Linked DNA regions of Homo sapiens: all the other regions are linked to region 2. A link is a loop called in an ENCODE intact Hi-C map of the cell type or tissue named here. Cell type or tissue: heart left ventricle. All regions are shown on one strand.

What was found. Hi-C counts contacts between places; a loop is a spot of excess contacts. Peaks named below come from ENCODE experiments on the same cell type or tissue, not always from the same donor. Only the 100,000 strongest peaks of a DNase experiment are listed, where the experiment ranks them.
Region 1: a loop joins it to region 2, with 2.3 times the contacts of the local background. A loop is called at or near these places in 31 of 110 quality-filtered maps.
Region 3: it touches region 2 in a loop (3-fold over the local background); 11 of 110 quality-filtered maps call a loop at or near these places.
Region 4: it touches region 2 in a loop (3-fold over the local background); 14 of 110 quality-filtered maps call a loop at or near these places.
Region 5: a loop joins it to region 2, with 4 times the contacts of the local background. A loop is called at or near these places in 19 of 110 quality-filtered maps.

The regions. Positions count from the first base shown.
Region 1 is chr15:85,483,713-85,488,712 of GRCh38, reverse strand. It overlaps AKAP13 (A-kinase anchoring protein 13), which reads right to left. Exons shown (of 37, transcript NM_007200.5): 2 at 2,960-3,003. The coding sequence starts at 2,992. Among named protein-coding and RNA genes, the nearest start is that of AKAP13, 110 kb to the right of the region's middle. In heart left ventricle, a CTCF peak has its summit at 2,577 (motif pointing left); no DNase peak of the experiment used is centred here.
Region 2 is chr15:85,577,753-85,582,752 of GRCh38, reverse strand. It overlaps AKAP13 (A-kinase anchoring protein 13), which reads right to left. Exons shown (of 37, transcript NM_007200.5): 7 at 646-3,823. Among named protein-coding and RNA genes, the nearest start is that of LINC02883, 180 kb to the left of the region's middle. RefSeq lists a silencer at 1,081-1,375 and an enhancer at 2,178-2,317. In heart left ventricle, a CTCF peak has its summit at 2,677 (motif pointing right); DNase peaks (open chromatin) are centred at 1,052, 1,632, 3,102 and 3,667; H3K4me3 peaks cover 2,546 bases; H3K27ac peaks cover 4,839 bases.
Region 3 is chr15:85,837,893-85,842,892 of GRCh38, reverse strand. It overlaps LOC105370952 (a long non-coding RNA gene), which reads right to left. Exons shown (of 3, transcript XR_932580.2): 2 at 4,763-4,920; 3 at 1,829-2,350. Among named protein-coding and RNA genes, the nearest start is that of MIR548AP, 15 kb to the right of the region's middle. RefSeq lists a silencer at 1,999-2,258. In heart left ventricle, CTCF peaks have their summits at 1,960 and 2,161 (motif pointing right); a DNase peak (open chromatin) is centred at 2,172; H3K4me3 peaks cover 625 bases.
Region 4 is chr15:85,705,158-85,710,157 of GRCh38, reverse strand. AKAP13 (A-kinase anchoring protein 13) reads right to left here. Exons shown (of 37, transcript NM_007200.5): 18 at 2,072-2,139. Among named protein-coding and RNA genes, the nearest start is that of LINC02883, 51 kb to the left of the region's middle. RefSeq lists enhancers at 1,399-1,528, 2,501-2,810. In heart left ventricle, no CTCF peak of the experiment used is centred here; no DNase peak of the experiment used is centred here; H3K4me3 peaks cover 1,333 bases; H3K27ac peaks cover 4,507 bases.
Region 5 is chr15:85,328,303-85,333,302 of GRCh38, reverse strand. No RefSeq gene overlaps it. Among named protein-coding and RNA genes, the nearest start is that of MIR7706, 50 kb to the left of the region's middle. RefSeq lists enhancers at 1,604-1,913, 2,004-2,083, 2,766-2,935, 3,137-3,466, 3,527-3,716. In heart left ventricle, a CTCF peak has its summit at 2,013; DNase peaks (open chromatin) are centred at 1,932 and 3,632; H3K4me3 peaks cover 1,860 bases; H3K27ac peaks cover 4,073 bases.

The sequences.
Region 1 (5,000 bases), 94 kb after region 2:
GGGCTCCTTCCTCCATGTTCTAAGCCAGCAGTGTAGCATCTTCAAATCTCTGACCACTGACTCTCCTGATACTCCCTCTCACTCATGAGAACTCCTGTAATTACAACGGGAAGCTCAGATATTTCAGAATAAGCTCCCATCTTAAGATCCTCAACTTAATCAAGTATGAAAAGTTCTTTTTGCCATGTAAGGTAAATATTCACAGGTTCTAGGGATTAAGAAGTGAATAAATTTGGGGAAGCCATCCTTCTGTATAACACAACTACTTATTTACAACTGTTCCCTAACCAAAAACCTTTAATACTCAAAACCAGACAAAGACATCACAAGAAAGCTATAGAACATATCTCTATGTATAGACACAAGAGTCCTCAAAATACTTTCAAAACAAATCCAACAACATATAAAAAAGATTGTGCAGCATTATCAAATGATACTTACCTCAGAAATGCCAGGTTGCCTTAACATTAAAAATTCAACCAAGGTAGCCTGGCAACACAGCAAGACCTTATCTCTAAAAATTAAAACAGGCCAGGCAGGATGGCTCATACTGTAATCCCAGCACTTTGGGAGGCCGAGGTGGAAGGATCACTTGAGCCCAACCTGGGCAGCATAGTCAGATCTCGTCTCTACAAAAAATAAATACAAATAGCTGGGCATGGGTGCACATGCCTGTGGTTCCAGCTACTCAGGAGGCTGAGGTGGGAAGAGCATTTGAGCCTGGGAGATCGCAGCTACAGTGAGTCATGGTCGCGCCACTGCACTCCAGCCTGGGTGACAGAGCAAGACCTTGTCTCAATAAATACATAAATAAATAGCCAGGCATGATGGCGCACACCTGTAGTCCTAGCTACTCAGGAGGCTGAGGTGGGATGATCCCTTGATCCCAGGAGTTCCACGATGCTGTGAGCTATGATCATGTCACTGCACTCCAGGCTGGGTGACAGAGCAAGACCTTGTCTCAATAAATACATAAATAAATAGCCAGGCATGGTGGCGCACATCTGTAGTCCTAGCTACTCAGGAGGTTGAGGTGGGATGATCCCTTGATCCCAGGAGTTCCACGATGCTGTGAGCTATGATCATGTCACTGCACTCCAGCCTGGGTGACAGAGCAAGGCCCCATCTCCATAAATAAATAAAAACTATTTAATTGAGTCAATGTAATATATCACATTAATGAAAGGAAAAAAACCTACATGGCCATCTCAACACAGAAAGATCACCTGACAAAATCCAACATGTTTTCATCATAAAAATAGTCAAACTAGGAATAGAAGGGAATGTCCTCATTTAACAAAAGATTCCTGTGAAAAACCCACACCTAACAACATCATACTTACTGGTGAAAGCTTGGATGCTTTCTCTTTAAGATCAGGAAAAGACAAGGATGTTTGCGCTCACCACTTCTATTCAATGTTGTACCAGACATGCTTCTCAGGGCAATTAGGCAAGAAAAAGAAATAAAACGCATCCAGATTGGAAAGGAAGAAAACGATCTCTGATCACTTGATCCTGTACAGAGAAAATCCTAAGGCATCCACTTAAAAACTGTGGCCAAACAAGTTAGATTATAGTTTGTAACTCATCTCTGACACAAGGCTATAGTTTCAGGGATCAGTACACAAAAATCAACAGTATTTCTATATATAAGCAATGAACAATCAAAAACTGAACAATTGGCCAGGTGCTGTGGCTCACGCCTGTAATCCCAGCACTTTGGGAGCTGGGTGGATCACGAGGTGAGGAGTTCGAGACCACCCTGGCAAACATGGTAAAACCCTGTCTCTACTAAAAATACAAAAAATTAGCCAGGAGTGGTGGCAGGCACCTATAGTCCCAGCTACTTGGGAGGCTGAGGCAGGAGACTGGCGTGAACCTGGGAGGCGGAGCTCGCAGTGAGCCAAGATCGCGCCACTGCACTCCAGCCTGGGCAACAGAGCCAGACTCCATCCAAAAAAAAAAAAAAAAAAGAACTGAACAATTAAGATAACAAAATTAACAATACCATCAAAATGAATAAAACCATAAGCAACAAATTTCAAGGAAGTACCAAGTTTATACAGTGAAAACTACCAAACACTGTTGAAAGAAATCAAAAACAACCTAAATGAAAGGAATCGACTTCAGAGTCCAGAAAAAATTCCTCACACTTCTGATCAATTTCAACAAGGATGCCCAAGACAATTCAATGGGAGAAAGAACAGTCTTTTCAACAAATGGTGCTGGAACAACTGGAGATCCACATGCAAAAGAAAAAAGTTGGACTCTTCCCTTACAAAATACACAAAAATGAACTCTCACATTACATACCTAAATGTAAGAGCTAACTAAACCTATACAATTCCTAGATGAAAACATAGGAATAAATCTCTGTGACTTTAGGTTATGCAAAGAATTCTTCTTAGATATGATGCCAAAAAAAAAAGCAACAACAAAACATTATCAAAACTGAAAATTTTTGTGCTTGAAAGGATAGCATCAAGAAAGTGAAATGACAACCCACTGAATGAGGGAAGTCCCTCACTTTAGGGAGATGAGTCCTAAAGAAAACAGTACTCTTGCCAATGACATAGTGCCACCTAGTGGCAACATAAGGTAAATCACAGTGGCAGTAGGAGGATCTCCACACTACTTTTACAGGAATGCACTGCAGGTAAAAAATAAGAAGCTACAGTACTGTTTGGCAGGACAATTTGTTTCATACATGCATACTATTACCCTGACTAAATTAACTCTCAAGTCTTACAGGTATTATTTGTTTTCATTTCCATGCACAGATTAGCCATTTAGTATTTACTAAATCAAACTCAATTTCTGAAGTGTCTTACACCAATATATTCATGGACATATGGTTAAAATTTTCCTTGAGGATCTATCATGTGAGAGTGTGGCTTATTATAACAAGTAAGCAGAACAGATAAACACAAAATAATAAGAAATCTCATGATTTACTCACATATAAGGGAGCTTGCTGTGGATTAAGTTTCATGACCCAGGACACTGAAACAGAAATGGAATAAATGAGAATAAAATTAAAAGTTGTCACCGAAAATATATAAGCCACCTAAAGTCCTAGGTGTCAAGCATAGCTCTGTGAGTACAATCCCGTGCCCGAGATTACCATATGCCCAGCTGTATGCTATACACTAAGAGATTTAGGAAGGAAGCGGGGTCAGGAATTGATCCCAGACTCAATCTTTTCAAGTGGGGAAGAAAGATCTTCCGATTGAAAAATAAAGACAAAAGGCTTCACTGTCACAGAAGTTTCAACAACCAACAGGATATTTAAAACAGTTATCAAAGCAAAACCATTGTATGTTCACTTACATTTTTACGTAGTCCCTCAAACTCACAAAATGCTGTTTACTCAGGGACTTCTTGCAGTCTTACTAGGGAGCCTGGAAAGTGAGGGGAGGATTGCAAGGGACCACTAGAACTCTCTTCCTCAATTCCCCTTCTCTGAGAAGGGAGGCTACAGCTTGCCTCTCTAACCACTAAAAGGCATGACCCTCCTCAAAGTTAATAGCTGGATTCCCTGATTGTTATGTTCACTAAATGAATTCTCATAAAAATCTCATTAAGATTTAGAGAAGGCTTCCAGGGTTGAATTCCTGAACATTAAGAATAGCATGTTCTTAAAAGTTTAACTTGGTGATTGGACCAGGACTTCATCTAGGCTATAAATGCTCAGAAGGGTAGGTCCTTTACCAAACACCCTGAGTTTGAGTATAAAGTGATCTCAATCTCTTAAGAGTCAGAGAAACAGAACCAAGTGACTTTACTATAATTTGATCTGAGGAAGTTTCTTACTCACAATAGGTAAATGAAGGCACATACTAACCAGCAAAATAACAGTATAAAGTGTCATTCATACATGCAAAAACACAGACAAAATAACAAACTTTGTATTCTAACAAATCACAAAAGCCTCACTGAAATTGAAATGACCAACTGTTGGGACTGAAAAGCAATGCCTTGGTAGCCTAGCCATGCCTAACTCAAATAACAGAACCATCTCGATATTACAATCCTCACAGATCAAGTTGTGTATGTCTCGGATCAAGACTTCACCAAAAGGCAGTTAACACACACTTAGAGGGAAAAAAATCTACATCAGCCTCCTAAATGCAATCATCTCCACACCAGTTGCAGGCCCCAAGCTTCAACGTGTTCTGCTGGACAACGCAGTAGAAAACTGACAAGCAAGTGGCTTTCCCACACTGACTGAACCACCTCCATGCCCATGCCCATTCATTCTCTGGTCCACCCCATGCGCTATAACAGACCTCCTGGCTCAGGGCACTCTTTCCTTCCTGACTATCTTCACTTAATGACTTTGTACTTTTAGGTGCAAAAATTATCTGCAGAAATCCACACTGAAAACCAAGCTTGAGAAAGGCAGCAATAACCAACCAACATTTTTAGAAGAACAAAGTCAATTTCAAGCCCATCAGATTCAAACAGCAAGCATGGATGAAAATGAAAGATTGAAAGGCTTGAGTGCCTTCTTAATGTATTAAATATCCATTTAATTTACAATTAAGCTCACTGTGCTCACTGGCCTTTTAATCAGCTTTCCAGGGCCTGCTCAGACTTGCCTAGGACATGGGAATGAAAGAACCTATAAATTTATGGACCAATCTACCTTAACTAACTTGTCAAGTGTTCCTGCATCAAGCAGAAGAAATATCAGTGAAATTTATACAGGAATTAACACCTTGTTAAGCCACAAAAATTAAAAGAGTGTCGTCCAATCTTGTAGCTTCCCTGGGCCACGCTGGAAGAAGAAGAATTGTGTTGCGCCACACATAAAATATACTAACACTAATAATAGCTGATAAGCTTTAAAAAAAATTGCAAAAAAAGAAAATTTCATAATTTTTTTGTTTGTTTGTTTTTGAGATGGAGTCTCGCTCTGTCGCCCAGGCTAGAGCGCAGTGGCACAATCTTGGCTCACTGCAACCTCTGCCTTCTGGGTTCAAGCAATTCTCCTGCCT
Region 2 (5,000 bases):
GGCAATGGAACTAGAGGTCCACTCCCCAAGCAGGAAAAGGAAGGAGTTCCCCGTCAACAACACCCCTAGCCCAAAAAAAACAAAAACAAACAAACAAAAAACCACCAATGACCTAATACCACCATTTTGGATGTTGGGAAGTCAGCTCAGAACAATACTTACAGCTGTTCATGAAACCACTCTGACTCTAAATTTGCTCAGAATACAGACTAGGATGATAGGGGAGGAAGGGAGTTTCAGGCTTGTAGATAAAACACAGCTTTTTGGCACTGTTTTCTATGGTACTAGAGAAAAGGATTAAGCCATGTGAATAAAAACATCTGCTAAATTCTTTCACCACTTTAGAGTACCTGTGATCTAGGCATTGTTTTCTAGGTTTGCAAAGTTGCAACCACTCCAGAATGAGACAGGAGTGTTTATAAGCTTAAGCAACCAAGCAGTAAGTCTACAATACAGGAAGCAAAATCTGTCCAACCCTGAGATGACGTGCCCCTCCTGATGGTGGTGACTATTAACTTGGCTACCTACCCAATGAGTGCAAGGCCTCAAAACAACAAAGATGCCTATATTTTTACCAGGACACCACAGTGACTCTTAAGGGAATCTGCTTCTCAGACTGTTAATTTTGTATTATGTTTTGCTTACCTGCTGCTGGCTCAGGCCCCTGGACAGGTAAAATGATCTTCTCTGGCTCCTCCCTTCCAGCAAAACATCCTGCAAGGCTCCCCGTGGCTTCCTCAGGAGTACTGCCCATTGGTAGGCTCTCCCCAGGTGGGAAAGTACTCACTTTTTCTGTAAAAGCACTCTCTAGTCCTTTAGTGAGAGGACCCAACTCAGGGCTGGACAGTGACATGTGACAGGCCTCCCCCTCAGTAAGCAGTGCTCCAGCGGCCTTGACTTGTTCGATGACAGCATCCACTATACGGCTGGCAGCCTCCTCTATCAAGTCTGCCCCCTTAGGCAGAGGTGCGTCCTGGGCAGAGACCATGCAAGGTAGAGAGGGAGTGCTCCTTTCCCTGCCTGAAGGCGGGGCTCGCATGACTTCCCTCACACCAGCTGGGGCCCCATCATCATGGGCTGAGAGCTCCATGTCTGTGGGGAGCTCCTTGGCAACAGGCTGCAGTAGGACAGGATGTGCTTCATCGTCTATTTGGGCTTCCTCAGCGTCACCCATGGTACAGCTGTGGTCTGCTCCCTCCAGCTTCCCTTTCTCCCAATCAAGAGGTATCATCTCTGGGGTTCCAACTCCCTGTGGGTCAGTCACAGCTTTGTCCTGTAGAGCCACTGGCAAACCTAGAACGGCATTCTTCTCTTGGCTCAACAAGACGTTTGGAATCAGGATGTCTTGGGTGTTGTGTGATATATTCTCTCTTCTGGGCTCAGCCATACCTTGTAGAGCATTAACCCCTGTAACATCCACCGTCACATCTCCACTCACCTCACAGGCACTAGTTTTTCCCTGGGATTGAGTGTTCTTCACTCCAACATCCAGAGGAGAAGGCTGACTGCAGTTAAGAGCATCGGACCCATCAGACCCATCTGGCAACAGACATGGCAACAGAGCGGAGCTGTTGTGCTCTGCCCCCAAGGCTTCCTGCCTTGACTCTGTGGCCAGACTTGCTCCTGGTGGCACCAGGCTCTGGGCAGCCCCACCTTGAGTCAGCAGTGAGACTTGTGGGGCCACTTCCTTGTTATGTTCAGTTTCTGCCTTAAGAAAGGCAGAGGATGCACCCGGTGAATTACTTAGCTGAAGTGCTTTGTCCTTGGCACAGTCAGCTGAGATTGATTTTTCATGAAATTGTTGAGTATCTTGTCCAGGAGGTGGTGTTCTCTGCTCTTCCTGCAAAGTTCCTGAAGAGAGAGCATTTTCCTTAATAGAGGAACAGGTCACCGCTTTATCCTTATCTTGTTCCTGAGCTGCAGAGCTTTCTGAAACCACCAGAAGTTTTCCTTCTTCAGTCAAAACTGAATCTAAAGCCAAAGTGGCCTTACCCACACTTTGCAGGGAAGAGTCAGTGTTCCCCTTGATATTCAGAGCTTCTGGGATTGCTGGAGGGGCGGGACCCTCATGCTCTCCACCAAGTCCTGTGAGACTGGTATTCCCCATCCCGTGCTGAAGCTCTGCAGCAGTGGAGGATGTGGACAGGCCTACTGCCCTGTCTTCTAGTGGCCGCGTATCAGGCTCATTCGAATTTCCATCTGGGCCATCTCTATAATCTGTAGCTGTATGTAGTTCAGGAGTTGCTGTTCCCTTTTCTTTCTGGGAGGGGACAAAAGAAAGTGCGTCATCCTTGGTTACTGATTCACTGCCTGGACTGTTTGCCAGAGAGAAAGTACTGTCTGATATTACTGCCTGGTCTGGCACCAGTTCTTTCTCCATTTTAGGGACAACTGGATGTGGATGTGAAACCACCTCAAGCATATTTGTTAAAGGTTTATCTAGTTTCACATCTTTTCGTTGGCCTTTGTTATCCACCACTTTGAAAGGACAAAAATCCGCACGTTCCTGGGTATCCCTTACAGGGTCAGAGGTGACTGTATGAGCCTGTGGGTCTTCACAGTGGGAGGCATCGGGTGGATCTTGTGAGCTGGGTTGCCTTGCTGTGGTGCTTTCGGACTCGCTAACTATGTTATCACACAGTTTTGCAACCAAATCGCCACTAGAAGTCACTGTGTTCTGTTGACATGCAGAGTCTGCACAAAGTTTATCGTCTCCAGTTGTAGAACAAATGGGTGAGGATTTGCCCTTTTGGCTTTGAGCATGAGATGAATTTGTTTCTGAGTTCTGGTGTGGCATTACATCTTCTTCCAGCCCAAGAAGGGCTAAATCTGAGGGTGACATTGCCTCACCTATGCCTGCTGCTAAGAGAGTATAAGGTTCTAATCCATCTGAAATCTTGTCTTTTGCAGCAGCTGGAATCACCACAGAATTCTGATCTACTGGAGCATCAGCACTCTCCTCACGACTTCGTGAAGTTTCCGTTTCTGCTGTTTTTTCAGTGGAGGTTTCTTCATTACTAAATGCAAGTGAAGACTCAGCAGGTTTGTTACCATCCAGGGAACTGGCAGCAGGGGCACAGTTTGGAACACTGATTTTATCCACAGGCTTACTTGTGACGTGCACGTCAGAGGCTCCAGCTGTGCCAATATTAGAGTTCTCAAATCTTTCCTTTGTACTTTCCCCTCCCTGAAGCACATTCTTCCAAACAGTGGCATCTGGGTTCATGAGCCCATGTTCCATTTCCCCTGCAGTGTCTGGGGTACTGACATTTGTTGTTGAAATGCCTCCCAGTTCACCTCCAGAGGAATACTGGGCTGTGCCTGGCTCCATGACCAAGTCTCTCTGAAGCACAGCATCTCCACTGCTCAGGGACTCCTGGTCTGTGGGCATTCCAGAAGATTTTGTTCCAGTTTCTTCATTTCTGTTTCCACAGGACGAAAGGCCTTCCGTGCCCTTTACTCCACAATCAGGCAAGCTCTGAAGGCAGCTGTCTTGATCAGATACAGTTCCAGAGTCCACAATAGGTGCTGGCTCCACCTCTTCCCCTTTTCTTTCCACGCCTTTATTTTTCTTCCTACAGGAACGGTCTGTATTCTCCTCCTCAACTATGCTTGACAAATCACAGGGACTTTCAGTCTGTGCAACAGGGCTCCCTGGGCAGCACTGAGTGCTCTCAGTCTCTTCAGAAGAAGAAAGTCGCTGAGGGTCCGTGGGCTCCGGTGCACAGGGAAGAAACTGGCCATCTGTCTCTGGGGCACTGGAAGGATCCTGTGCTGTCATCATTAAGGGCATAAGACTGTCCATCTGCTTGAGGTTTGTTTTCTAGGAGGAAATGAAATACACTTTTAAAAAACTGCCTGTAGGAGAAGATGTCACTGACACCTCTGAGCAAAAATTCTGTTGGACAGAACTCACTTCTATTCTAGCTCTTCTAAGGTCACATGATAAGCGAATCTAAAAGAATACAAATAAATTTCCTCTTATTTCTGATATTACTTTCCTTTCATATCTGCCTATATACTGGGATGTTCAAAATAGATTAGGATATATGAAATATCTATTTTCTAAATTTTGAACTTATTTTAGGAAGTAGATGAAAACTGAGTCTCGCCGGGCATGGTGGCTCATGCCTGTAATCCCAGCACTTTGGGAGGCTGAGGCAGGCAGATCACCTGAGGTCAGGAGTTCGAGACCAGCCTCAACATGGAGAAACCCTGTCTCTACTAAAAATACAAAATTAGCTGGGCGTAGTGGTGCATGCCTGTAATCTCAGCTACTTGGGAGGCTGAGGCAGGAGAATTGCTTGTACCCGGGAGGCGGAGGTTGCAGTGAGCCGAGACAGCACCACTGCACTCCAGCCTGGGCAATAAGAGCAAAACTCCGTCTTAAAAAAAATAAAAATAAAAGAGTCTCAAAAACCTGATTTTTAAAAAGCTCAGTGAATATCTTCAATTGAGCTGCTAACATTAAGGTGGGCTCTCTCATTCTGAGGCCAGGCTGAAGTGCAGTGGTGTGATCACAGCTCACCGCAGCCTTGAACTCCTGGGCTCAAGTGACCCTGCCGCCTCAGCCTCTTCAGTAGCTAGGACTACAGGTGTGCACCATTGCACCTGACTAATTGTTTTATTTTTTGTAGAGACGGGGTCTCACTATGTTGCCCAGGCTGTTCTCCAACACCTGAGCCTATGGGATCCTCCTACCTTGGTCTCCCAAAGTGCTGGGATTATAGGGCCTACACCACTGTGTCCCACCTATATTTTTCATTGTCTTCAGAAGGGCAGAGTCTACTTACACCCTGCCTCATATATACAAGTAAAAACAAATCCTAGCTCTTTTCCATTACAAGGTGCAGCCAATGTGCCTGTGCCCTAAATACTTACTGAGTTCAGTGTCCTTTAATCCCCAAAATATGTTCCAACCAATCTAACTTAACCATCGAGTTATGGGGTCATAATTTCAGGAACAGTGGCATGGCAGATATTCTTTCACCTTTTGATAA
Region 3 (5,000 bases), 260 kb before region 2:
TTTGGGAGTCCGAGGCGGGTGGATCATGAGGTCAGGAGATCGAGACCATCCTGGCTAACAAGGTGAAACCCCATCTCTACTAAAAATACAAAAAATTAGCCGGGCGCGGTGGCGGGCGCCTGTAGTCCCAGCTACTCGGGAGGCTGAGGCAGGAGAATGGCGTGAACCCGGGAAGCGGAGCTTGCAGTGAGCCGAGATTGTGCCACTGCAGTCCGCAGTCCGGCCTGGGCGACAGAGCGAGACTCCGTCCCAAAAAAAAAAAAAAAAAAAAAAAAAAAGAGCACATGCACCTATAAAATGGCCCAAAAACTGAGACTCACAAAAGTTAAATATTACTCAAGATTACACAGCCAGAGAGCCTTTCTCCACAGGGCTAGTGAGGCTTGGAGCATCCTACTCCAATTTGCCTTACTTGAATTTTGACCTACCTGAGATTGTATAATGTCTTAAAAATCTGATTTTTTAAGAGGAGGGACAGTGTTCTGTGACCCATCTATCTCCAGATAGCTCAGATGGTGAACTAATTCAGCCAACCCCCTATCTCCTAACTAATACCCACACTGAAACAACTCAATAATAAAAACACGAATAGCTCCATTAGAAAATGGACAAAGCAGGCCAAGCGCAGTGGCTCACACCTGTAATTCCAGCACTTTGGGAGGCCTAGGTGAGTAGATCACTCGAAGCCAGGAGTTCAAGACCAGCCTGGCCAACATGGTGAAACTCCGTCTCTACTAAAAATACAAAAATTAGCCGGGCAAGGTTGCACATGTCTGTAATCCCAGCTACTTGGGAGGCTGAGGCAGGAGAATTGCTTGAACCTGGGAAGCGGGGGTTGCAATGAGCTGAGATTGTGCCACTGCACTCCAGCCTGGGCAACAGAGTGAGACCCTGTCTCAAAAAAAAAAAAAAAGGAGAAAAAGAAAGAAAGAAAAGAAAATGGACAAAGCTGCTGGGCACTGTGGCTCACGCCTGTAATCCCAGCACTTTGGAGGCCAAGGTGGGTGAATCACTTGAGGCCACGAGTTTGAGACCAGCCTGGCCAACATAGTGAAACCCCATCTTTACTAAAAATAAAAAATTATTATAAAAATTAGCTGGGCGTGGTGGTTCGCGCCTGTGGTCCCAGCTACAAGGGAGGCTGAGGCAGGAGAATCGTTTGAACCCGGGAGGTAGAGGTTGCAGTGAGCCGAGATCCCGCCACTGCACTCCAGCCTGGGGCAACAGAGCGAGACTCCGTCTCAAAAAAAAATTTTTTTTTAGTAAAAGAAAAAGAAAATAAAACCTACTTCAAAGGGTTTTAAGAACACCATGTGAAAAAAGAATTCTACTATAACAAAATAAATATTAGCAATCTCTTCAATTTGTTTCTTTAAAAGCTGAAGGCTGATATTTAGGGGGAAGTGTTCTAATGTCTGCAATTTACTTTTTGAAATGCATCTGAAAAATAAGATGGGGCCAGGCACGGTGGTTCACAACCGTAATCCCAGCATTTTGGGAGGCCGAGGCGGGCGGATCACGAGGTCAGGAGATAGAGACCAACCTGGCTAACACGGTGAAACCCTGTCTCTACTAAAATACAAAAAATTAGCCAGGCGTGGTGGTGGGCGCCTGTAGTCCCAGCTACTCGGGAGGCTGAGGCAGGAGAATGGCGTGAACCCAGGAGGCGGAGCTTGCAGTGAGCCCAGATCACGCCACTGCATTCCAGCCTGGGCGACAGAGCAAGACTCCGTCTCAAAAAAAAAAAAAAAAATTAAAAAGAGAACAAGAAAAAGAAAAAATAAGATAGTTTGAAGGATGGAAAGAGGGATGAATAGATGGACAGATATGCAATGAAACCAATAGAGTAAAATGTGAATAACAGAATCTAGCTGATAGATAAATGTGTGTCCACTGTAAAAGCATTTGAACTTTTAAGTACTAAAGTTTTTCAGAATAAAATTTTGAGGAAAATGGGGAGAGGTGCCACTTGCATTTTACAAAATATGAACATGCTTCTCCCCTCCCCCGCTTAGTTAGACGCGCGCTCCTTTCTGGTCTGATTGCGTTAGCAAGTCACCTTGCAGCCCTGCCCAGCGATTCGGTCCGGTGGGTGCCCAGGATAACACGCGCCAGCCTTCGCCGCTTGCGAAATGTTCAGGGCTCTTGCCGCCAGAGGGCGCGCCCGCGGAGCGCTGAGCGCCAGGGCGCCAGGGGCTGGGTGGCCCGCGCCGGGAAGTGACAGACTCCGGAGCGGACTTTGCCCGGGGGTGGGTCCCAGGCCAGCTGCTACTGCAAGTACCTGCAGAAAACAGCTCTTCGAACCGGACAGTGCGAGAGTCAGCGCCTGCTGCCTGGCCGGGCAGAGATTCTGATGAAGAAGAGAGAGGAAACTGAGTGTGCTGAGGCAGTGTCAGACAATGCTAAATGCTTTCCTAGCACTTATTTCACGTTTTAGTTATAAATCAGCCTGAAAATAGAACGGTAGTGGAAGTGCGAAGGACATGCATTTCATTCCCGGCAGAGGCTGCCCAATCAGGACTCCTGGTCCTCTGAAGACAAAGCAGCTTTTTTGGGGTAGGGAGCGGGGGCGGGATAGCATGCTTCCCCCGCCCTTTCCCCCATGAGCAAAGGGGCTCAGAGTAGCTGTGTCCCCTGAGCTGAGGTGGCAGCTCCTGTGGGTGCCCTGGGACCTCACTCAGCATCTTCAAAGAGCCTGTGCACCCTGCTCCTTCCAGCTTCTTCGTGGAGGGCTGGAGAAGTTGTGAACCTTTGTCAAAAGACAGAAGCACAAACTTAAAGATCTAATTGGCTTTTATTTGCAATTCTAGAAGTGAGCAACACCTCATCCTATAAAATGAGCTGAGCACAGGAGGTTGGCTTTGCAGGCAGAGAAGAGCGGCAGAAAGCAGAAACAGAACAAAACACGGACTGATCATGTCAAAGTTACTTTCCCTACAGGGTTAAAGCAGAGGGGACTTCCTTATTACTTAGGTTGATGCAGATTAAATGGAATGTTTTAGGGGAACTGGCCCATTTCAAAGTTCAGTTTGATGACACTGCACTTAGCACAACTGACTCCATTCTGGTGTCTGGCCTGCTGGGGCCTAGTGCAGGAGACTAGTTCCATAACAACAGCCTCCCATAAATGATGTTTCACACCTCAAACCCTTCCTCACCTCCAGTCATCCCAATGCTCCCACTGACCCAAGTATTTTCTCAGACTATTTGGTTCCCCAGCCACCAGAGAATCAGGCATAAATCATAAGTCACTCTGTATTTTAAGACCATAATCATGCTGGGTGCAGTGGCTCATACCTATAATTCCAGCACTTTGGGAGACCAAGGCAGGTGGATCACCTGAGGTCAGGAGTTCGAGACCAGCCTGTCCAACATGGTGAAACCCCGTCTCTACTAATAATACAAAAATTAGCTGGGCGTCGTGGCAGGCACCTATAATCCCAGCTACTCAGGAGGCTGAGGCAGGAGAATCGCTTGAACTGGGAGGCAGGGGTTGTAGTGAGCCGAGATCATGCCACTGCACTCCACCTGGGAGTCACAGCGAGACTTTGTCTCAAAAAAAAAAAAAAAAAGAGAGAGAACCAGATATCAAGAGTACTTATAAACCCTATAATTCAATTTATATAAAACTGTAGAAAAAATAATCATGACAGAAGAAGATGAATGCTTGCCTTGGGCCATTGGCTGGGGTGTCAAATGGAATGGGGCACAAGAGAACTCTGGGGGGCAATGGAAATGTTTGTTCTGTATTTTCATTGTGGTAGCGGTCACATGTATGTAAAAACTTGTTAACATTCAATGAAAAGTTTGCTTGAAAAAAAAAAAACCTGCCTTCCATTACTCTAATCTTCATATCTGGGGTGTTCTTCCTATTGCGATTGTGTGAACAAAATCAATTGCTCTACTTGTTCAGTTTTTCCAGGTTTCTCTACTCCATGTTCCAGAAGCTACCAACTGGGAGTGTGCAGACTGACGCACAATCGTTTCCTGGCAACTCCCCAGTAGAAGCTAAGGTGTATCTGCTTCCTGCTAGGATCCTGACCCGGGACGAGGGCCCACCTCTCTGCCTGCCTCCTTTAAGGGACGCCTCCTGCTCCACAAGTTTCTGTCCTCCCTCTGAGGGAGCCCTGGAATGTGCTCCATCTACACTACTAGGGCCACGTGGACTATCCTAGGAGTTGGGAGGGCAGGGTGCAGCTGGGGAGGGAATGCTCGCAGAGAATGGGGTTGGGGTGGCTTTGGCAAAGAATGCACTTGGGGTCTGTAAAGAGGTCAGAGAAGAGCAGGGCCACCTTTGCTCATATCAGATGCTGCTTGGCCACCCACACCTGACCCTAGCTCTAAAAGCCAGTGTGTGGAGGGTCTGATTCTGTAAACTGGATGAAAGAGCAGGGAGGATTGAATGAAGAAGATACAGGAGGAGCACAGGCTACCTGGGCAGGGGGCATTTCACTGAGGTATTCTTTCAGCAAGCTTTAATTGAACAAACACAGTGGAATCTCAATGGTCTTTATGGAGTGAGTGCAGGAAAGAAAGAATGAATGAATGAATGAATGAAGATAAGATAAGATCCCTGCACTCTCAGAACTCACCTTCTAGATAAGAAGACAATTCAAATACAAAAATACCAGTAACACAGAATGGTATATGAGAGGTACCATAAAATTTTATGGAAACGAACAGAAGAGAAAAATCACTTCTAGCAACACTGCAGGGCCATCCTACCCCTTATGAGTGTTGATGCAAATTAGAAGGAGCTTACCTGAACAGACCCAGCCTCCTGGGCCCAGCGGCCTGCAAACAAAGAGCAAATGCTTTTATGCCACTCTGCTCCTCAGCCAGGCATCCTGGTGCAGGACTCAGCCTGCTTCTCTGTGAGTGGCAGCCAGGGCTTCATGGAGGAGATGACATTGGAGTTTGCTGGAAGAACAGAGAAGACAGAGAGGACTTAGACCAGTGGGGAGGTGGGGAAGGTGGCAAGGGAGCAGATTAGAGGAGAG
Region 4 (5,000 bases), 130 kb before region 2:
GTAACTAGCATTTATAAGGTGCTAAATTATTGGGTAAAATACTAATTTTAGTTAATACTTTCGTTGTAGCCATGTAGCAAAAATACTTTGAGAGATTATACACTGAAGCGATTAATCTGAGATAAATCATTAGAAGAAATAGGTTACTTCCTATTTAAAATGAAATTCCAGGCAGGGTGCGGTGACTCACACCTGTAATCCCAGCACTTTGGGAGGCTGAGGTGGGTGGATCACCTCAGGTCAGGAGTTTGATACCAGCCCAGCCAACATGGCGAAACCCTGTCTCAACTAAAAATATAAAAATTAGCTGGGCATGGTGACGGGCACCTGTAATCTCAGCTACTTGGGAGGCTGAGGCAAGAGAATTGCTTGAACCTGGGACATGGAGGTTGCAGTGAGCCAAGACTGTGCCATTGCACTCCAGCCTGGGTGACACAGTGAGACTCTGTCTCTAAAATAAAATAAAATAAAATAAAATAAAATAAAATAAAATAAAATTCCCCCTTTTAGGTTATATTCTCTTATATGGGAGATGCTATGTCTCTATCATGATCATTCTGTATAAACTAGTACATTCACAACAATTGAGTCTTATCAGAGATCACAAACTCAAATGACTATGGTGCCGGCAGGCAACAAATGACAGAAGCAAGCTGGGGTGGGGTGGGGTGTGGGAAGGCAGTGGCAGCCTGGAACTGGCATATCCTGTCTAAAGGAGGCAGCACCACTCAGCTCCAGCCATCCCTCCCTCCCTGTGAGGTGCTCAGGCGCCACTGATGGAGCCAACTCCTGCCCTCAGCCTGCTTAATGAGTTTGGAGCTTATATTCTAGTGGGGGGAAGATACAGACTATAAAAAACTATATAATAATAAATAAAGATGGGTAAATACAGACTCTAAGAAGGTGATAAGTACTATGGAAAAAAGGAAAAACTGGGAGTGCTGGGTACAGGGAAATATCAGGGAGCCAAGGGTTATAAATCTTCCAGTTTTTTCAGGAGAACTTAAGAATCCAAACTGATATAAAACATGATTTTGAAAGAGCTGCACTAACTCACATTTTAAAAATACTACATGAGCCAAACAAAATATGTGTCCATAGGCTAAAGAAGATCTGGCTATCCTATTCTTTGCCATTTTGACACTAGTTTTAGTGCTTCTCAAAGTAAGGTCCTCGGACTATCAGCATCATCTGGGAACTTACTAGAAATGCAAATTCCTGGACTCTCCCCCAGAATCTGAGACTCTGGGAGTGGGGCTCAGTAAGTTGTCTTTCAATAAGCCCTCGAGTTGATTCTGATGCACATTCCAGGTTGAGGTCATGGCACTAGATAACTGTGTTTGGTGACTGACGAAGCACACAGCTCATTAATCATCTGTGTCGACGAAGTTGGAAAGCACTCCTTTGACAAGGAATGAAGAGACACTTACAGGCGACTAGAACATTGAAAACCTCACAGGCTACCTAAAAGGTATGGCCCTTAACCCACACTTTTTTTTAAGGGCCACTGGGAAAGCATGATTACATAGCATACATGCTCAGGGCAGATACCACCATAAAACAGGCACTTTCTATTCTTACGTCATGTGATCAGAGCCACCTATATTACATACCTGAGGAGAAAAGTGCTACCAGACAGGCTGGGGCTAACCATAACACCCTCCCCACCCCCACCAGCAGGTCAATGCCCCTGACCTCCACCTGCTGCCCTGATAGTCCTGAAGGAGGAAGACAGGTGTATGAACAGCAGGGTAGGCCTGCAGACGTAGTTAAGAAGAAAACCACTTTAAGAGCAATACGGAAATATTAAAATCACGAAGAAATGTATATTGAACGTGAAGAAGTTCTGAAAGCGTTTTCTTTTCTGAAAGTCTAATTCTCCAGTGTTACTCAAGAAGAAGATTGATCGCTTAAGAGAAAAAATATTTTTTAGTTATAATTTGTTCTCAAAGTTGGTACCAAATGATTAAAATAAACAAAATCCACCACAACCTCAACTCTCCCAACTCCCGAGGATTTTGCTGGTTTAAACCCTTTTATTTTAAGCCTTGTTTTAGCCAGAAAGTCTTACCTTCATTTTGACCTTTGCACAGGAGGCTAGACTTTCTCGGCAGCCTTTGTGGACAAAAGCACTGCAATCTGAAAAGAAAGCAAACCCAAGGTCACATGGACAAAGCAAACAGATCCCAGATTCTGAGTTTCCACTGCTGCCACAAGTGGCCTCTGAATTTCAAAGTGAAGTCACTCACATGTGAGAATGTGACTGAAATTACACACTGCAGTCCTCTTCTAGGAAGCAGGTCTGTGATGTTATTTGGAGGAGGAAAAACACGAGCAGATGTGATTTTTTTTTTTTCGGTGTTTGTGTCTTTATTTGGAGACCAGGAGACAGATTACAGCTTAATGAGAGGAACAACGACTCAAGTGATCTGATGGGAAGGGTGAGTTTCCTGGCCCTTAGGAAGCAACAGATGTGATTTCTAATCAACAAAAACTAGTAAGTCTGGAACTTTTCAGACAGGAAGCTGAGAGGCTACCAAAACTAAAAGTGAAAGTGTCTGCCATCAATGTGTAAGTCTAAATTACAAATAAATACATTAATAAAGCCCCTAACAGGGGTTACAAAATTTGTATGACTGTAATAAAGCACAGAATATAAAATCTGAAAAGCTTAACTACGCTGGGCTTTTTGCACCCCATTCTCTGAGACAGGAACCACACATGAAAGGTCACTGGAACCCCCACATGCACCTCTGGGAACTGTGACTTAAGAGAAAATGGAGACTTCTTGAAAGATAAAGCAGAAACCACAATTTGGCAAGGACAGCATTTTATCTCAATTCCTTTACTTTTCACTCCCTTGGCCTACAAGGGCCACTGACGTAAAAACCCAAGCCTCTGTGTCTCAGAAGGCTTACCATCAGCTCTCAGCGCTGCTATAAAGTCACATAACAGAACTGTTCCAGGAAGCCAGAGGTAAAGCAGAAACAAATGAAAGATCGGCCTGTGGGGACACTCGAGGAGACACTCTCATGGGAAGGGCTCACTCAGGAAATCAACCACAGATACCATTCACTAGGCAATGCCTCACAGACTGATTCAGGAAGCATCACAGGTCCTGTCTACATCAACTCACCAGTTAAGGGCCAACATCTCTTTTGGGCCAACATCTCTTTTAGCCCAGACACATGGATTTGTGGGGGACTGGAGTGATGATGGGGAGGGAAGGAAACCAGAAAGGAGACTGCTAGAATCCCAGACCTCAAAGGCCTATTCCATGCCTTTTGTAACACTTCCTTTAACACCCACTTGGTTCACAGGTCTCCTCCTTAATACCACTGGCACAGTGTATTGAGACTCTCTTAGGTTTTTCTCTATCCCCTCTCTGGGGCAGGGACCATTCACCCACTGCTGAATCTTCAAATTAAGACTCTCCAGCATAGTGCCTAGCTCATGCATCCTATTCAAATGCTCCTCTCTCGGCCCTACTATGCCTATTTAAACTAAAATTAGATGAATGCGCTGACACAGCCTTGATTACAGTATGTCAAACATCAATTTAGTAACACAAAAGGACAAACAGCTGTCAAACTAAATTTGACGTAGGTCCTGGCTCTGCATGTATGTATGTACTAGTATGACCCTAGTCCCTTCTTGACAGGCCTCCGTTTCCTCATCTATAAAATTAAAAAGGAGGAATCACATTTTCCCCCAGGTTCCCTCTGCTGTGATTCTATCAGATGGGTAAGTGAGTTTCAGGCTGCTGGACCCACAGCAAGAAGCATAACAAAGTGGTCGAGGCAAACGGCTTTATTTATTTTCTAGTAAGCCAAAACATGTTTCTGCCCATCCTCACGAGCACTATTCTTACTCAGGGTGTATGGTGCACCTCCCCTCCTCTGCCACAGAGATGCCCAGGACTTGCAGCTGGCATGCTCCTTTCTGGTTTCTTCCTCTCCCATTAGTTGATCCATCATATCCTTCCCATGCACAGACTTGAAAGCCCACCCCACTCAAACCCTTTCTCTTCACAAATCCCCACTCAGCTAAAGTCTTTCAAATACATCATCTTTAAGTCCATTTCTCTTTCCCTTCTACAGAAAAAGTATAAAAAGACTATGAAAAGGCAAAGTCAATGATTAGTAGATCTATGTTTTTCAGCGTGCTGAATCCTCAATATATAATGCTGAAGAGAATAAAGCAAATTACAAAAAGAGGTACTGTATGGTAGTATTTATGTAGGTTAAAAACAAAAACAAATTATATGTTGTTTATGTATGAAAATAAATTATAAAACACAGACTACGAATGCACTGAATTCATGACAGTCCTTGTCCTTGGGGAGGAAGGAAGATGCATGGGGCAGGGAAACAAAGGGGAATCTGAACTTAACCATAATGGTTTCTTAAAAAGTGAAACAATCTGAAGCCGTCTGACAGAATGTTACTATGTGTTCATTCTGAATCATGGACACATATGTGATAAATTACCTATGTATAATACTTTGTATTAACATTTTTCAAAATTAAAAAAAATTTTTAATTTTTAAAAAATCATCACACTCTAATGTCGTTCAAAGTTCCTTGGATTTGCTTATAAACATTTCCATATCCTTTTGCATAATCCATTTATCGCATCTTGTGATAACTTAAAGATAAGATTTTATTGTCTTATAATCCAGTTAAAAAAGTATATTTTTTTTCTTTTGTTTTATTGAAAATCTATAATATTTTAGGCACCTAAGGGCAACACAGGAGGTGGCAGATTTGCTGGAGAACCAGCTACTAATTCTGATCTGCAAAAGTGACCAAGAACACTATGGGCAGAATTTGTTTCCAAGTTCTGTTCTTTCTGTTCCTTTCTTCCCAACCAGTTCCAACACCCTACAGAGATTTAAGCAATGATGATTTTTAAGGGAGTGGCACTATCACGTAAAAAGGTTTCAGCAATATTCAAACTCTCAGGCCAGTGTTTGAGTGTCTGAGATGAACATAGAAGCA
Region 5 (5,000 bases), 250 kb after region 2:
GAAGACTGCTCCATTAAATTACGGTATGTCCATGCAATGGAATATTGTGCAGCTGCAAAATGAAAAGAATGAGGAAGCTCTTTATGTGCTGGTAATGAAAAGATCTCAAGATATTTTGTTGATCTCAAGCTCTTTATGTGCTGAAAGAAAAAAAAGCAAGGCATGGAACGGTATGCACGGTATGCCATGTTTTGTGTAAAAATGGAGAAAAATAAGACTTTGTACTCTATTAACTGGAATATGCATAAAGAAATGCTAAAAGTGGCCGGGCGCGGTGGCTCATGCCTGTAATCCCAGCACTTTGGGAGGCCGAGGCGGGCGGATCACGACGTCGGGAGATCGAGACCATCCTGGCTAACACGGTGAAACCCCGTCTCTACTAAAAGTACAAAAAATTAGCCAGGCGTGGTGGCACGTGCCTGTAGTCCCAGCTACTTGGGAGGCTGAGGCAGAAGAATGGCGTGAACCCAGGAGGTGGAGCTTGCAGTGAGCTGAGATAGTGCCACTACTCTCCAGCCTGGGCGACAGAGAGAGACTCTGTCTCAAACAAACAAACAAAAAAGAAATCCTAAAAGTATACAAGGAACAAATGGTGGTTACCTGTGTTTGTGGCAAGGAGACAGATGGGGGAAACTGACAATCCGGGGGTCAGCAGACAGGAGACTTTGTATTGTATACCTTTCTACAGTTTTGATTTTTTTTTTTTTTTGAGCCAGAGTCATGCTCTGTCACCCAGGCTGGAATGCAGTGGCATGATCTTGGTTCACTGCAACCTCTACCTCCTGGGCTCAAAAGATTCTCCTACCTCAGCCTCCCCAGTAGCTGGGATTATAGGCACATGCCACCACGCCGGGCTGATTTTTGTATTTTTAATGGAGATGGGGTTTCACCATGTCGGTCACGCTGGTCTCAAACTCCTGACCTCAGGTGATCTGCCCACCTTGGCCTGCCAAAGTGCTGGGATTACAGGCATGAGCCCCCGCGCCTGGCCCCCTTTCTACGGTTTTGATTTTTGAATCATATGACTATATTACCTGATTACAAGCCAAATCAAACAAACAAGCATCATAGCTCTGTCATTGTTACCAGCTGACCCTGGCAAGTTACTTAACCTCTTCCAGTCCTACTTTCCACATTAGAGAAATGGGGATATTTATATTTGCCCCACCGGGCTGTGAGGTCACTGAACATCACTAACAATGGAACGTAGAAAGCACTAAACACAGAGCGGGGCGGGGTAGGGGGAATGGGTGCTCCCAAAGGGTGGGTCATACCCCTTCCCTATAGCAATGCCAGCATCTCTCAGGTGTTGTGTGTGATTGTCATGTGTTGGCTCACATTTCTCAAGAAGCACTTCAGGAGCCACTTTCTGCTGCTTGCCTTGTTGTGAATCTGTCCGAGTCCTCACCCCAGTTAAAAATGTCCAGTGACCTTAAGAGTTCAAGCACCTCTGAACACTCCTCTGGTAGGTGGGGCAAGCCTCTAGAAACTTCTGCTTCACTTTTCTGCTTGATTGATTTCTCCCCACTCAGCTCCCCCTGCAGAGTCAACTCCCACTCACCCTCCCGGGGAGCAGTCCCCGCCTCAGGTACCTCACTGTGACAGAAGCCGGCTCACTGAACACTGAACATTTGGACAGTATTTGGGTCCATTCTGTCTCCATCTCGCTCGATTGCCCTCTCTCTGAATCGGTTCTCTGGGCTTCAGAATCCTAGTGAAGTCAGAGGACAGTTGCCTCTCATCAGAGAACCAAAACCTTCTGCCCCCAGGCAGTGTCCCTTAGGAGGCCACTTGGCACATCCAGCTCTCCCTTGGTAACTTAGAGGCCCCGGGGTGCTCTAACTTCCAGGCTGGCATGTGATCTCCTGCAGGCCTGTGTAGAGAGCCCTCAGCGGGGCGGGAGGATGTGAGGAAAGAACAGAGTGTTCCAGGCAGAACAAAGCCAGCTGCAAATTTGCTCAGGCCCTTTCGTTTCTTCCTTGAAGGGACCAAGTGCAGCCTCTAGCGGCTGCTTCCGGACATGGTCATGGGAGTCAGACCTGTGGGACTTGTGGGACTTGTTCACCTTAAACTGGGCCACAGCTCCGGAGCCTGAGGAGGCAGCAGGACTTGCTGACATGGTTCTTTGAAAACCTTCACCAGGCAGAGTTGTGGTCTGTTCCGCAGGCCAGTGCATGAGTCAGACTGAACCTGTACCCCACGCAGCTCAGGTCCAGGGTTCAGGACCAGGCTGATTTCTGCAGTGAGCTCAGCTTCCTAACCCACAAGGGCGTGCAGAACTCCCCCTTGCTCCTTCCTGTAGCTGCGCCCTCGGCCCTACCCTCCTCCCCAGCAGATCTGTTCCCCACCTCGATTGTCATGGGCTGTCTGCAGCGATGGCAGGGGTTTGCAGCTGTTAGTGGCTGCTTTCCTTGAAGTTCTTCTTTGCACAGATCCTGAGACTTGATATTTGTTGAATGAACAACATCAATCCAATTTGAGTAGGTTGAAAGCAGACCTGAAGTTGAACCGGACCCATTCGCCTTAACTTATTTTCTAGGTTATTTAAAAACGTATATCAACTCCTCTTACAAATTTTGGTATTGTGGAATGCTATGTTGGAAATACTAATCAAATAGATCTCTCTTCTTTCATGGAACACCAGTATAAATTCTCTGTTCCCTAATGAAAACAAACAAACCCCCCAAACAAAAGCACCAAACACTTGAGCTCTCATAGGGTACATGAAACTATTTCAGGGGTTAGGCACGGCATTTCCTCTAACTCAAGGTGAATCCCTTTAGGGCACTCAAAGGGCTGCAGCACAGCATTTACTTTTTTCCACATATTCCTTCAAATTTCTGTTTTCTGTATTACCAGCTACCATCCACAGAGAGTCATAAATCCCCTGGAGGAGTCGTATGTGATCCCACGTGATTAACTTTGCATCTGTTTTGCAGCTGTTCACTCTGCAGTTTTATTTTGCCTTTTGGAAACCTCAGAGCAGTGCTTCTCAAATGTTAACGTGCATACGATGAATCACGTGGGCATCTTGTTAAAATGCAGAGTTTTGAGTCGAGGGTCTGGGGAGGGCTGAGATTGTGCACTTCTAAGGAGATGCCAGGTGGTGCTAATTCTGCTGCACTGGACACCACACTTAGAGTGGCGAGGTCACTAAATAATAGGAGCAAAAGGATCGTGAGAACACCGACATCAGTGAGAAGGAGGCTGGCTGCAGAGACCATGGTAGGAGGAGTTTTCCTTGGTGATTCTGCTCTTCTCTCCGCGCCCTTTCACTTTCCCTTTCCTTGTAAATATCCTTTACTGTGGTCTTTCTTTGATTAAAGAGAAACTGTGTGAGCAGAGCCAAAGGCCACGTTCATCTATGGGTAGCATCTATGCTTCTTCAGGTCGTCTGGGCTGGAAGAAAACAAAAAAGTTCTGCAGCCAGAGATAACTGAAACCAGTGAGACTTCTGCAGCTCGTGTGTGCGCACCCAGAAACAGACCCAAAGCCAGCAGTTTCAGTTCCCTCAACTTAATTTTACTAATGTGATAGAGAGGCAGCAAACATCTGCAAGGAACCAGAAATCCTTCCTTTACGTGTGCTGTAATCTAAAACAGTTTCTCAACCGTGGTGCCGCTGACATCTTGGGCTGCCTAACAGTTTGCTGACCAGGAGGCCGAGTGTCCTGTGCACTGCAGGCTGTTTGGCAGCATCCCTGGACTCTACCCACAAGATGCCAGCAGCACTCCCAAGCTATGACAACCCAAAATACCTCCAGACATTGCCAGATGTCAACTTGAGGGGCAAAATTGCCCCCTGGTTGAGAATTACTGGTGTAGGATAGATAAGGTAGAATCTGTCAGTTCTACAGAATGTCTACCTTCCCCATAGGGAAAGAAAGTTTTTTCTTCATACTTGTGGTAATTTCCAAACGTTTCTGTAATAAACATGTTTTACTTTTATAGTTAGAAACAACTATTTGGAAAAAGAAAATAAAATGTTTTAAGAAGAGTTTCATCATTCTCATGCTAGAAAAAAATATATATATATATACGTATTTTGAGACAGAGTCTCCCTCTACCAGGCTGGAGTCCAGTGGCGCGATCTCGGCTCACTGCAAACTCTGCCTCCTGGGTTCAAGCAATTCTCCTCCCTCAGCCTCCTGAGTAGCTGGGATTATAGACACCTGCCACCGTGCCCACCTAATTTTTGTATTTTTAGTAGAGACGGGGTTTCACCATGTTGTCCAGGCTGGTCTGGAACTCCTGACCTCAGGTGATCCATCCGCCTCAGCCTCCCAAAGGGTTAGGATTACGGGCATGAGCCACCACACCTGGCCCTTAGTGAACTGTTTCTCAGTGAGACACCACCAAGTGAAATTTCCAGATAAGTGAAGCTAAGTCATGTGGGTTTATATTCTGTGCTTCTTCTAATTCTTTCCGGCTTCTAGAGAAAAAGATCTGAGATTGTTCATATGCAGCAGGAAAGAACATCGTCTACCATGGGTTTGGGTGTAGGGTGGAGGTGCCATTATGCTTGCTGTGGATTTGTCTTTTTAAAAACTGAATTGCTATCTTTCCTTGCACCCCAACATTTGGTTTGCTCTTAATAAGGCGGTAACTGTGGTCTAATGGAAAGCACGTTGGCCTCGGGGTCTGAAGATCTGAGCTGGAATCTCAGCTATGCCACTTACTATGACCTTGAATGAGTGGGTCATTGACTCTCCCCTCCTGAGCTTGGACTATGAGCTATTCATTCCCAGCTCATAAGGTGTGTGTGAGGATTAGAGGAGATGACAGATGAAAACATCTACTTAGTATCCAGCTTATGGGGAGTGCTCAATCATTTATGTGCATTTATACAACCCTTATTTATTTATCCATCCAATAAGTAGGTGACATAAATCTGGGGGCAGGGAATATGATACTGTACTGAATACTTAGAAAATTTCCAAAGATGAAAATAGGGCCCTAAAGGGGTTTGTTCAGGAGAAAGGAAGCATCCTTTCCTTTAGG